3 separate regions of the Homo sapiens genome follow, and all the other regions are linked to region 1. A link is a contact called in ENCODE Hi-C or POLR2A ChIA-PET data. All regions are on one chromosome and are shown on one strand. The core of a region is the stretch at or near the end of the contact, and the rest is flanking DNA. Distances in the headings are between cores, read along the strand shown.

Region 1 (3,755 bases), core at 892-3,391:
AAGAGCGGGGGAAGAAGTTTGCTGGTTGTACAGATGGAAGAGAGGTGAGCATTGCCCAACACAAACAGGAAGAAACAACAAGACAGAAGGATGAAAATACAGGAAAGGGAGGCTATGACTGAACGAGGCTCCCTTATAGGGAAGAAGGATACCAGATCCAGAACATAGACAAGAAAGGACACCTACTTTTGAGGTAACAGGAAGGCAGGAAAGGGTGGCTGCAGACAAACATCTAAGTCTGCAGCCATATAGGTGAGAAACATCCCAGTTATGGCTTCAGTTTTCTCCAAGTCATCTGCTGGTTGCAAGGCAGGAGTGGCAGGATCAGGGATTTAAGGAACAGGCTGAAGTCTCGAAATGTCTGTAGTGAAGGCAGTGTGTGCTGACTCAGTGTTTGCTCTACAGAATGCACAGCAGCCTCAAAGACCCAGTCAGTGTTAGAGACCACAAACCAGACTTGCATTCACGTGGCTGCCCACCACAAGCCACAAGCATTTTCCAGATAATGGAACATATCAACTCTGATGGACATTACAAATCCTGATGGACATTAGAAACTCTGATGGACACCTAAAATATCTTGTTGCTTTCTTGCCCTTTGAAAAGAACATATTTAGATAGTGGTTAAGCACAGGCATTGGAATCAGACCTGGGTTAGAACTCAAGCTTTGTCACTTACTAGCCATGTAACTTTTGCTGAAGGAATTAGAATATTAACCTCAGTGACCCATGGTAGAAAACAGGATATCACTATCTGCCTCAGTTATCATGAGGATTAAATTAAACCAGATTTATAAAATACAGTAGTCTAGTGAGTGGCAAGAGAAACGGCTCAGTAAATGATAACTACATCATCATCATTATTATGAGCAGCAGCAGTATTTTGCTACCTCAACATGACTGGTGCTGGCTTAGCTTAGTGGCAGAATGAAGCCCGGACAGATGTCAGGGCACTCCCACCTCCATACAACTTCCACTGTGTCACTAACCAAGTGACCCTGGCAGGATCCCCTGGATATCAAGTTTCCAGTCTGCAGAATGAGGGGACTGGACTGCACTACACAGTTCCCAAGGCTTTTCCCGTCTGCATCTAGGGCTAACAGTGCTCTGCACTGTGAAAATAGGAACTTTCAAGCAAGCACGTTCCTCGATGTACTACTTTGTGGTCAAAAAGACTTGAGTCTGAATCCTGTTCTTATTGAATGAAGATGAGTTCTTTAACACTTTTGAGACTCGGTTTCCTCATCTAGAAAAGAGTAAGCGAATCGCAACGAATGGTAGTGTGATGATTTAACACAGAGCACTCAGGGAGGAGCCGCTGGCTATCCCTCCTCTGCCGCACCTCCCAGGGTAAACGTGGGGACCAGCACCGCTCCCGGGCAGACCCGCGAGCGGCCCGCACGACGCCCGACCTGAGCCTTTGCTCAAAGCAGGGGGCCAGTCCTTATGTTTCTGAACACAAACAAATGGAGAACAAACTGGGACCTTATTAAAAAGGCAGGCTTTGGGGGTGTTACTGCATTGAAAAGCCCTATTTAGGCTTGGCCCTGAGAAATTTTTCTCTTGGGTCACGCATGTTCACGGTCCTCCCAGGCGAAGCCGCCCTGGGGACGAAAACCGATCACAGAGGCAAACTCAGGGGCGAATAAGGACCGCAGGACGCCAAGGAGGGGCGTGGAGCTGTGGGATCCGCGCGGCCCTTGGGTTGCCCTGCCTGCAGCGGGAATTTGTGTGCCTCCTCGCGGGCACTGAGCGGGGCGTCCCAGGGGGCGTTGGCTTCCACCCCCACCATTCCCCAGCCGGCCCCGCCGGTAACGGGCTTCGGCGACGGCACCCAAGCGGGTCCTCAGGAGCGGCCGCCGCGCCCGGGACGCCGCAGCCCCAGCCCAGGTGGGAGGTCGGAAATCGGCGCGGCCAGCTGGGCAGCGGCTCAGCGGGGCTGGGGGCGCGGGGTCAAGCCTGGCAGTCCGGCCCGGCGGAGGCGCGGCTGACAGGGCAGCCCCCCAGCCCGCCGGGCCTCACCTGGAAGTGCTCCTGAAAGCGAACAGGGAGGATCTGCGCCATGGCTGGTGCGGGACCTCGGCGGCGGCGGCGGCAGCGGCAGGAATGAACGCCGACCCCTCGCGCGGGCTGACCGGTGGCGACGGCGCAGGCGCAGTGCCCCGAGCTCCCGGTCCTGGCCCCCGCCCTCCTCCCTGACCGCGCCCCGGCCCGCACCCCCTTTCCCCGCCCCTTCCCCCGCCCCTGCCCCGCCCCTGCCCCGCCTCTGCCCCGCCCCTGCCCCCGCCCCTGCCCCCGCCCCTGCCCCCGCCTCTGCCCCGTCCCGCCTGCGCGGATCCCTCCGCCCGCTCCGAGGGTCCGCGGAAAGTAGTCCCGCGCGCCCTCTGCCCTGACGCGGTGTGTGCCAGCTACCCGAGTGAAAGGTTTTCGGGGGATTAATCCTGATGGGGTCTGCGGCGGCCCTTGCCCAGCGCCTTCCACATGTGGAGCGGGCCAGTGGTGCTAGTTCTGCCGCCAACTCTGGACGGTTGAGTTCAGGGCCACTTTTTACTCAGGCACGGATGTGACAGAAAGATGGAAAAGGGTCTTGGAAGAACCACATGTGCCGTATAACGAACGACCTTTTGGTCTGAGGAGGACCGTGTATATGACGGTGGTCCCATAACATGATAACGGAGCTGGAAACTTCCTGTCCTCTGGTGAGGGCTTAGCTAAGGACATTTCCTCTCCTGTATTTGGAGATACACGTACAGGTATGTCATTACCGTGCCAGGGGAATAACGCACCTCACACGCGGTGCGGGTTTGCGGCCTAGCAGCAGCGGACCGCATCAGCTGCCTAGTTGTGTAGTGGCTGTGCCATCTGAGTTTGTGTAAGTTACCTTGTGATGATCCCACAACCGAGACGCATGTCTCAGAATGCATGGATGCATGGGACGCGTGACTGTACGTGTTACAGACGTGTTTCGGCGTGAGGCTCGGCCCCTGCTCCTTTAGGAAACACCTTTCCTGGCTCATGCGGTTTCTAGAGAACACTGTGTCGGAATATCAATGTAGAGAGTCAGCGAAGGTCATCTAGCAGCAGATGACCAGCCCCAGGCCAGTGAGGATCACCCAGAGTGCCCGTGGCTGCACGACAGTAGTAGCAGGTGGAAGCTGGAGCCCACACCTGGTTTGCCCAGCAGCCAGTTGTTTTTCCGAGGCACCGTTGGCTGATGTTTTGCATACAGATGATTCAGCTGCATAAAAGATGTCTGTCAGGAAAGGGAAGCCCTTGGCATTCAGCACAGGCACTCCCTACGGGGTAATCGATAGCCGTCTCTGCTGCTTCCCATGTTGCTCACTGGTAATTTTAAGAAATGAACGGCCCACCTTGAATAAGACAAGGATGGTGCAATTATTTGCGCAATGGCTTGACCATCTAGTAGCCAAAAATATGTTAAGGAATAGAACAGACTGTTCACTTTCAAATTAAATCTCTTTTCCAGTATTAGCCAAGACCTCTGCAGCCCGCCCTTTCTAAAATCCATGTGGCCTCATCCGCTAAATATAGAGCTGGGTTTTGCTGTGGTTAGTACTACATTTCCCAAATCTCTTTATTTTGGCAATGATGCCTGTGACTCCAAGTACCCTTTACCCCAAACATTATATAAATTTTTTAGTAATTAATACCATCACTCCCTAAATCACCTTCCCCAGGGCTTTTTGGGGATTAAAACTAAAATTTTATACCCTAAAAGAAAGAATTTAAGAAAA
Region 2 (3,755 bases), core at 392-2,891, 210 kb before region 1:
GAGGAGCCCCTCTGACCGGCCGCCCAGTCTGGGAAGTGAGGAGCGCCTCTTCCCTGTCGCCATCCCATCTAGGAAGTGAGGAGTGTCTCTGCCCGGCCGCCCATCATCTGAGATATGGGGAGCGCCTCTGCCCCGCCGCCCCGTCTGGGATGTGAAGAGCACCTCTGCCCGGCCACGACCCCGTCTGGGAGGTGAGGAGCGTCTCCGCCGGGCCACCCCGTCTGAGAAGTGAGGAGCCCCTCCGCCCGGCAGCCGCCCCGTCTGAGAAGTGAGGGGCCCCTTTGCCCGGGAGCCGCCCCGTCTGAGAAGTGAGGAGCCCCTCCGCCCGGCAGCCGCCCCGTCTGAGAAGTGAGGAGCCCCTCCGCCCGGCAGCCACCCCGTCTGAGAAGTGAGGAGCCCCTCCGCCCGGCAGCCGCCCCGTCTGGGAAGTGAGGAGCGTCTCCGCCCGGCAGCCACCCCATCCGGGAGGGAGGTGGGGGTCAGCCCCCGCCCGGCCAGCTGCCCCGTCCGGGAGGGAGGTGGGGGGTCAGCCCCCGCCCGGCCAGCCGCCCCGTCCGGGAGGGAGGTGGGGGGTCAGCCCCCGCCCGGCCAGCCGCCCCGTCCGGGAAGGAGGTGGGGGGGCGCCTCCGCCCGGCCAGCCGCCCCGTCCGGGAGGTGGGGGGCGCCTCTGCCCAGCCGCCCCTTCTGGGAAGTGAGGAGCCCCTCTGCCCGGCCACCACCCCATCTGGGAGGTGTACCCAACAGCTCATTGAGAACGGGCCATGATGACAATGGTGGTTTTGTGGAATAGAAAAGGGGGAAACGTGGGGAAAAGATTGAGAAATCGGATGGTTGCTGTGTCTGTGCAGAAAGAAGTAGACATGGGAGACTTTTCATTTTGTTCTGTACTAAGAAAAATTCTCCTGCCTTGGAAAAAAAAAAAAAAACAAAGATGGTTCCACTGGGAAAACAGAAACCATGCTAAGGGATTTCTAACACGAAGGGTTTAATACAGAAAATAGGTGCTTTCAAAACAACTGGCAAGGCTATATAGTGTGAGCAAAAGTAAAGTGGGCTAACTCCCCATCTAATTCCCACAGTCATTGTCAAGAGTCAGGAAGCTACTACTGCCATCTATAGGTTAGGAAACTGCAAAAATCTGCTGCCAATACTGCAGCTGCTCTGCAGCCCTGAGACAGCTGGCCAGTGGGGGAAGGCAGAAGCCACTGCAAAAAGTCACCTCAAAAATCTAAGCCCATGCACACCCCCAACATACACTATGGCCTGAGGAAGAAAGGTTCCACCTCCCTTCCACTTGCCACATTTCCCAAGACACATGTCATAGGGCAAATGACACACAGAAGCCTGCTGCCAGGTGGTTCTGAGTGCTACTGCTCCAGCATTCCAGCCTCTGAAACCCACGGACAAGCCCAGAAGGGAGTGAGTGGGAAGGTACTGAATGCCCAGGCTGTACCTAGCATGTCATTTCCCTCTTTTCAAAAACATGCAGAAATTACTGATCTACTGTTACATCTTTCCCCTTTTTTTGTCCCTTTGGTTTTACATTTTTTATACTCCTTTTTAGCAGGCTTTTAGCAGGGCAATGAAGTAACCCCATAAGGTAACTCCAGAAGTCCTGAAGTCTAGTTCAAAAGCAACTTGACTGAGAATGGCCCAGGGCTTCCCTAGGGGTTACTGAAACTCTCCTCATACAAAGGAAGGTCACAGCTTTTGAGCAAGGGTGGTTATTAGCTAACTCTCTACTTCCCCCACAAACACAAAGAGTTTCCTTTTTTGAGAGGGGAGGAGGTTGGGGGAAGGGAGAGTGTCAATGAGGACTTGACTCTATATCTATGATTTTTTAAAAATTTCTTTTAAAATAAACTAGAAAAAAAATCACAAGATTTAGCAGTCATTAATTCAAGGAAGTAAGAAAATACGTATTACACATTCTTTGTACATTTTTATGACTTAATTTGCTCAGAATCTCAACTTTAAGAACAATTAGAAATCAACCTGCTTGGCCGGGCACAGTGACTCACGCCTGTAATCCCAGCACTTTGGGAGGCCGAGGAGAGCGGATCACAAGGTCAGGAGATCGAGACGATCCTGACTAGCACGGTGAAACCCTGTCTCTACTAAAAATACAAAAAAAATTAGCCGGGTGTGGTAGCAGGCGCCTGTAATCCCAGCTACTCAGGAGGCTGAGGCAGGAGAATGGCATGAACCCGGGAGGCAGAGCTTGCAGTGAGCCCAGATGGCGCCACTGCACTCCAGCCTGGGCAACAAAGCGAGACTCCATCTCAAATAAAAAAAAAAGAAATCAATCTGCTCACCCTCCAGACTGTGACACAGCACTATACAAGGACAATCATAGGACCGTGAGTCAAGGAGAAGCAGGGTGAGCCTTGTCAGGGCAGTGGCCTCCTCAGCCCACCCAGAACACTCCTAGGCCCTACCAAGCCTCAGGGGGCTTGCACACACGGGTCCTCATTGTCATGCCTTCACTGCTCAGCCCTGGTGCAGGCCACCACTCGTAACTTTCGGCTTCTATGAGAGATTTTATTTTTCTGTCTAGGGAAAACATATGGCAACCAATGTAACTTCAAGCCAATACTCAAGTGCAAAGTTGATGCCTGCTCCATGCCAGGCCATGTGGTCAAGAGAAATAAAACCTACTCCTTGCCTTCAACAAGTCTTCAGAGCGTGGAAAGATGAACAAGGTGGCAACTATGAGTGTGGATACCACTATGTTCAGCGTGTGTAACAGGACAGTTATTACAAACAACTACAAAAGCAAAGCCAAATGGCACTTTGAGAACAACAAATAAACTCTGCTTCCATTTGAAAGCAAACCAAGAATCATCTGGTTCTCTCTTCAGGAATTCTCCAAGAGGCTGGATATAAGGTCTCACTCTATGAGTCAGACAAGGGGAGGCTCCCACTCATAACCACATGGTCGTCCCCAGGCTGACCAACCAGGGAACTTCAGCAGCCCAAGCACTGGGAAGCCCACTGGGAATCCACTTTCTCTGGGCTTTGACCCCAAAGACCCACCAGAGAGGCTCCCAGACAAAGGACTGTCCCAGAGGCTCCTGACCGGGCCAACACCATCCAAACCCTCATTTGGAAAGGCAAACACCTCTACCAGAGACACGCATAATCTGATGAAGAATGGGCTCCAGAGATGATCAGGAGGGGCCCCCTCTAAACAGCATTCTTTTCTTTTTTTTTGAAACAGAATCTCACTCTGTCGCCCAGGCTGGAGCGCACTGGCATGATCTCAGCTCACTGCAACCTCTACCTCCTGGATTCAAGTGATTCTCCTGCCTCAGCTGGGATTACAGGTGCTCGCCACCACGCCCAGCTAATTTTTGTATTTTTAGTAGAGATGAGATTTCACGATGTCAGCCAGACTGGTCTGAAACTCCTGACCTTAAGTGATCCTGCCTGCCTCGGCCTCCAAAAGTGTTGGGATTATAAGGCATGAGCCACTGCACCTGGCTTTTTTTTTTTTTTTTTTGCCTTTGAGACAGAGTCTTGTTCTGCAGCCCAGGATAAAGTGCAGTGGCACAATCTTGACTCACTGCAATCTCCTCCTCCCAGGTTCAAGCAATTCTTGTGCCTCAGCCTCCTGAGTAGCTGGGATTATAGGTGTGCAGCACCACACCTGGCCAATTTTTGTATTTTTATTAGAAACGGGGTTTCACTATGTTGGCCAAGCTGATCTCAAACTCCTGGCCTAAAGCGATCCACCCACCTCAGCCTCCCAAAGT
Region 3 (3,755 bases), core at 694-3,193, 130 kb after region 1:
TTCTGATGCACACTACAATGTGGATGAACCTCAAAGACATTATGGTAAGTGAAAAAAGACAAATGTCATAGGATTCCACTTATATGAGCTATCTATGAATAGTCAAATTCATAGAAACACAAAGTAGAATGGTGGTTGCCTACGTCTGAGTTGAGGGGAAAATAGGGAGTTGTTGCTTAATTGGTATAAAGGTTTGCAAGATGAAAATGTTCCGGAGACTGGCTGCACAATAATGTGAATTGTGACAGTACTGAATTACATACTTAAAAATGATTAAGATAGTAAATTTTATATTGTGAATATCTGACCACAATTTTTAAAATGCTAATAAAAACCAAACAAAACCAAAAATAAAAATAAATAAAATGGAGGAGTGTAGGAGGGAGGTGGGTGTAATTATAAAAATTGTTGGCGGGGTGCGGTGGCTCACACCTGTAATCCCAACACTTTGGGAGGCTGAGGCGGGTGGATCATGAGGTCAGGAGATTGAGACCATCCTGACTAACACGGTGAAACCCCGTCTCTATTAAAAATACAAAAAAAAAAAATTGCCAGGCATGGTGGTGGCAGGCGCCTGTAGTCCCAGCTACTTGGGAGGCTGAGGCAGGAGAATGGCATGAACCTGGGAGGCGGAGCTTGCAGTGAGCCGAGATCGCGCCTGTTCCAGCCTGGGCAACAGAGCGAGACTCTGTCTCAAAAAAATAAAAATAAAAAATATATAAAAATTGTTGGAACTGTTCAGCATCTCGACTGCAGTGGTAGATACATGAACCTGCACAGGTGACAAAATTGTATAGAACTAAACATACACACGCACAAATAAGTACAAACAAAACTGGGGAAATAAATTTTAAAAAATAGGTAGCATATGTCAATGTCAACTATAGTTTTGCAAAATGTTAACATTGGGAGAAACTGGACTAAGTCCAGAAGTACCTTCTCAGTATTTCATACAATTCGGTGTGAATCTATAATCATCTCGATAAGAAATAAACACACACACACACACACACACACACAAGGCCTGTTTTTAAAAAACGATATATATGTGTGTGTACTAATATATAAGGCAGTAGAGGTAAATATCCAAACACCAGAGGTTAGGTCATAATAAAAATGATTCTTTTCATGTGCAGGTGACAATATGCACACTCTATAACAAGCAATCCCTCTGGAGAAACTCATCAGCCAAACACACTAATGTGACCTATATGCAAGTAACTCCTATGGCTGACTGCCTTCTAGACACCTCACCCTGATCTTCTCTATAACGGTCTGATCTTTCCAAGAAACCTGCTCTACCCACTGTCTGCCCCAACACAGTTAAGGCCAGACCTTGAGAGGAGAGGCCAACAATCCTTGCACAATGGCCACCCCGCCCCCACGACTTTTCTGACCTCATCTCCTACTAACCCCCACCATCGCTGGTCTTCCTCTTTTCTTGGACTGTACCAGGTGCGCTCCTATCTTGGGCCTTGTACTGACTCTTCCTTGCCTCCTTCAGGTCTTTGCTCAATGTCACCCTCACATTGAGGCCTACTCTAACAACTTTAATTTAAAGGATTATTTCCCCAATGTGGCACAACAAATCCCCTTAGTCCTGATCTATTTATTTCCTCGGGAATTTCTTACATATTAATTTCCTTTATTGTATGTCTGTCTACTCTGCCCACTAGAATGTAAACTCCAGTAAGTAGATCAGCTCTTTTGTCTGTTTTATTCACTAATTCATCCTCAGGACCCAGAGCTGTGGCTTGGCACATAACAGGCACAACAATAAAAACTTGTTGCTGTTGAATGGCTGGAGAAAGCTCATGACAGAAGCACTACATTCAAACACCTTCAGTATCACTGGTGTAACAATCTTTGGAAGGCAGGCTCCTGATCTACTGCTGTGGGGACTCAGATTTCGCCAACTGCCTGCAGGTGGGAAGCACACCCTTGGCTGGTTCACAGCCATCTGCTGCTGTTATCTCTACCACTTTCGACCACAAAAACTTATCCCCATCTTCTTTAGTAAGCATGACACAATGACATCTCATAGGTGTCAGATGCCTAAGAGATTGAAAACATAGCACAGGAAGGAAGCTGTTGCACCATACAACCATTGTGTGTGTGTGTGTGTGTGTGTGTGTGTGCACGCGCCACAAACTAAAGTGGAAAAGTGTCACAGGTATATCATTTAGGAGACCTTAATCACTTCTCCTGAAGCATCTGCCAACATATAATCAACAAAGTTTTGAGATTGGGCGCAGTGGCTCACTCCTGTAATCCCAGCACTTTGGGAGGCCAAGGCAGGCAGATCACTTGCTCTGAGGAATTCGAGACCACTTTAGGCAACATGGTGAACCCCATCTCTACAAATTAAAAACAAAAAACAAAAATTACCCAGTAGTGGTGGTGCAAGCCTGTAGTCTCAGCTACTCAGGAGGCTGAGGTGGGAGGATCTATTGAGCTCGGGAGGTCGAGGCTGCAGTGAGCCGTGATCACGCCACTGCACTGCAGCCTGGGCAACAAAAAAAACTGTCTCAAAAAAAAAAAAAAAAAAACCAAACCAAAACAAAAAACAAACAAACAAACAAAACCCCAAAAAACAAAAAAGTTTTGACGAAAGGCATTTCTGTTTCTTAATACTTCTTTCCCCCCTCATTTTGCAAAACAGAGGTATTCCCTAAAAAGTATCTGCACAGGAGGATTGCTTGAGCCCAGGAGCTCAAGGCTGCAGTGAACTATGGTCATGCCACTGTACTCCATTCTGAGCGACAAAGTAAGACCTTGTCTTTAAAAAAAAAAGTTATCTGCAAGGGTACAATGTATATTATTCAGGTGATGGTTGCACTAAAAGCCCAGACTTCATCACTAAGCAATATATCCATGTAACAAAACTGCACTTACATCCCTTAAATTTAACAACAAAAAGTTATCTGCAAAATGTACTCCTATAAATCTAGTCCCTTCCACCTACTTCCATTAGAAAATTAAAAGCTACATTTCCATAGTGGGAAAAATCTGCTAGCTCAACAATAACCACAATTAAGAAGACAACAAACCTACAATACTATTTAAGTGAAAAATGCACAGCAGGCTGGGCGCAGTGGCTCACGCCTGTAATCCCAGCACTTTGGGAGGTCGAGGCGGGTGGATCACCTGAGGTCAGGAGTTCAAAACCAGCCTGGCCAACATGGTGAAACCCCATCTCTACTAAAAATACAAAAAATTTATTGGGTGTGGTGGCAAGTGCCTGTAATCCCAGCTAATCGGAAGGCTGAGGCAGGAGAATCGCTTGAACCCTGGAGGCAGAGATTGCAGTGAGCCGAGGTTGCACCATTGCACTCCAGCCTGGGCAACAAAAGCGAAACTCCGTCTCAAAAAAAAAAAAAAAAATGCACAGCAACATTTTAGCTATGCCAGTTATCTGTACAATGCAAGGTCTGTAAGGGAGGCTACACACCAAAGACATTGGATTTGCTATGGTGACTGATGGGGATTTGGTTAAAGTCTTAAAAAAATTCAGACACTTGTATAATGTGCATACACTAAATGCGTCTTCTAAAATCACAAAATCACCCAGTTGTTTTTTTCCAAATGGTTTGAAAGACCACATTAAAAGTTTTAACAATGTGTTTTCCTTTGTGCATTTTCTAATTTTTCCTAACTTCTTTCACAGTCTTACTGAGCTCAGTAGATAGCAACTCTGCCCTTAGACTGGAACTCATCCTTCTGTTCTCTCTTAACTCTTTTGTGTGTGTGTGTGT

The links. A loop is a pair of places that touch in the nucleus more often than their neighbours do. ChIA-PET counts read pairs that join two places held with the same protein, here RNA polymerase II (POLR2A). Pooled maps may share reads with other maps.
Region 2: a pooled map shows a loop between it and region 1 (3-fold over the local background). The contact joins the enhancer-like site here to the promoter of CLTCL1 in region 1. A Hi-C loop is called at or near these places in 1 of 168 maps with a recorded cell type or tissue (Panc1) and 2 of 50 pooled maps. POLR2A ChIA-PET finds 5 or more read pairs at or near these places in 2 of 52 experiments (A549 and GM12878).
Region 3: a map of ovary shows a loop between it and region 1 (3-fold over the local background). The contact joins the enhancer-like site here to the promoter of CLTCL1 in region 1. A Hi-C loop is called at or near these places in 3 of 168 maps with a recorded cell type or tissue (GM12878, IMR-90 and ovary), 1 of 37 single-sample maps with no recorded cell type and 4 of 50 pooled maps. POLR2A ChIA-PET finds 5 or more read pairs at or near these places in 8 of 52 experiments (AG04449, B cell, MCF 10A and 4 more).

The regions. Positions count from the first base shown.
Region 1 is chr22:19,289,578-19,293,332 of GRCh38, forward strand. It overlaps CLTCL1 (clathrin heavy chain like 1), which reads right to left and starts at 2,142. Exons shown (of 33, transcript NM_007098.4): 1 at 2,023-2,142. The coding sequence starts at 2,064. It overlaps LOC105372859 (a long non-coding RNA gene), which reads left to right and starts at 2,370. Exons shown (of 6, transcript XR_938002.3): 1 at 2,370-2,753. RefSeq lists an enhancer at 1,331-1,844 and silencers at 1,955-2,139, 2,021-2,260.
Region 2 is chr22:19,084,195-19,087,949 of GRCh38, forward strand. The region is part of intron 2 of DGCR2 (DiGeorge syndrome critical region gene 2); the gene reads right to left. Among named protein-coding and RNA genes, the nearest start is that of DGCR2, 36 kb to the right of the region's middle. RefSeq lists enhancers at 1,848-2,349, 2,350-2,849. Within about 2 kb of position 1,642, at least 7 of the 41 ENCODE cell types and tissues checked have a DNase peak (open chromatin) inside an H3K27ac peak, as active enhancers do; they include GM12878, where a contact is called at or near this core.
Region 3 is chr22:19,417,933-19,421,687 of GRCh38, forward strand. All of the region lies in intron 1 of HIRA (histone cell cycle regulator), which reads right to left. Among named protein-coding and RNA genes, the nearest start is that of HIRA, 12 kb to the right of the region's middle. Within about 2 kb of position 1,944, at least 8 of the 41 ENCODE cell types and tissues checked have a DNase peak (open chromatin) inside an H3K27ac peak, as active enhancers do; they include B cell, where a contact is called at or near this core.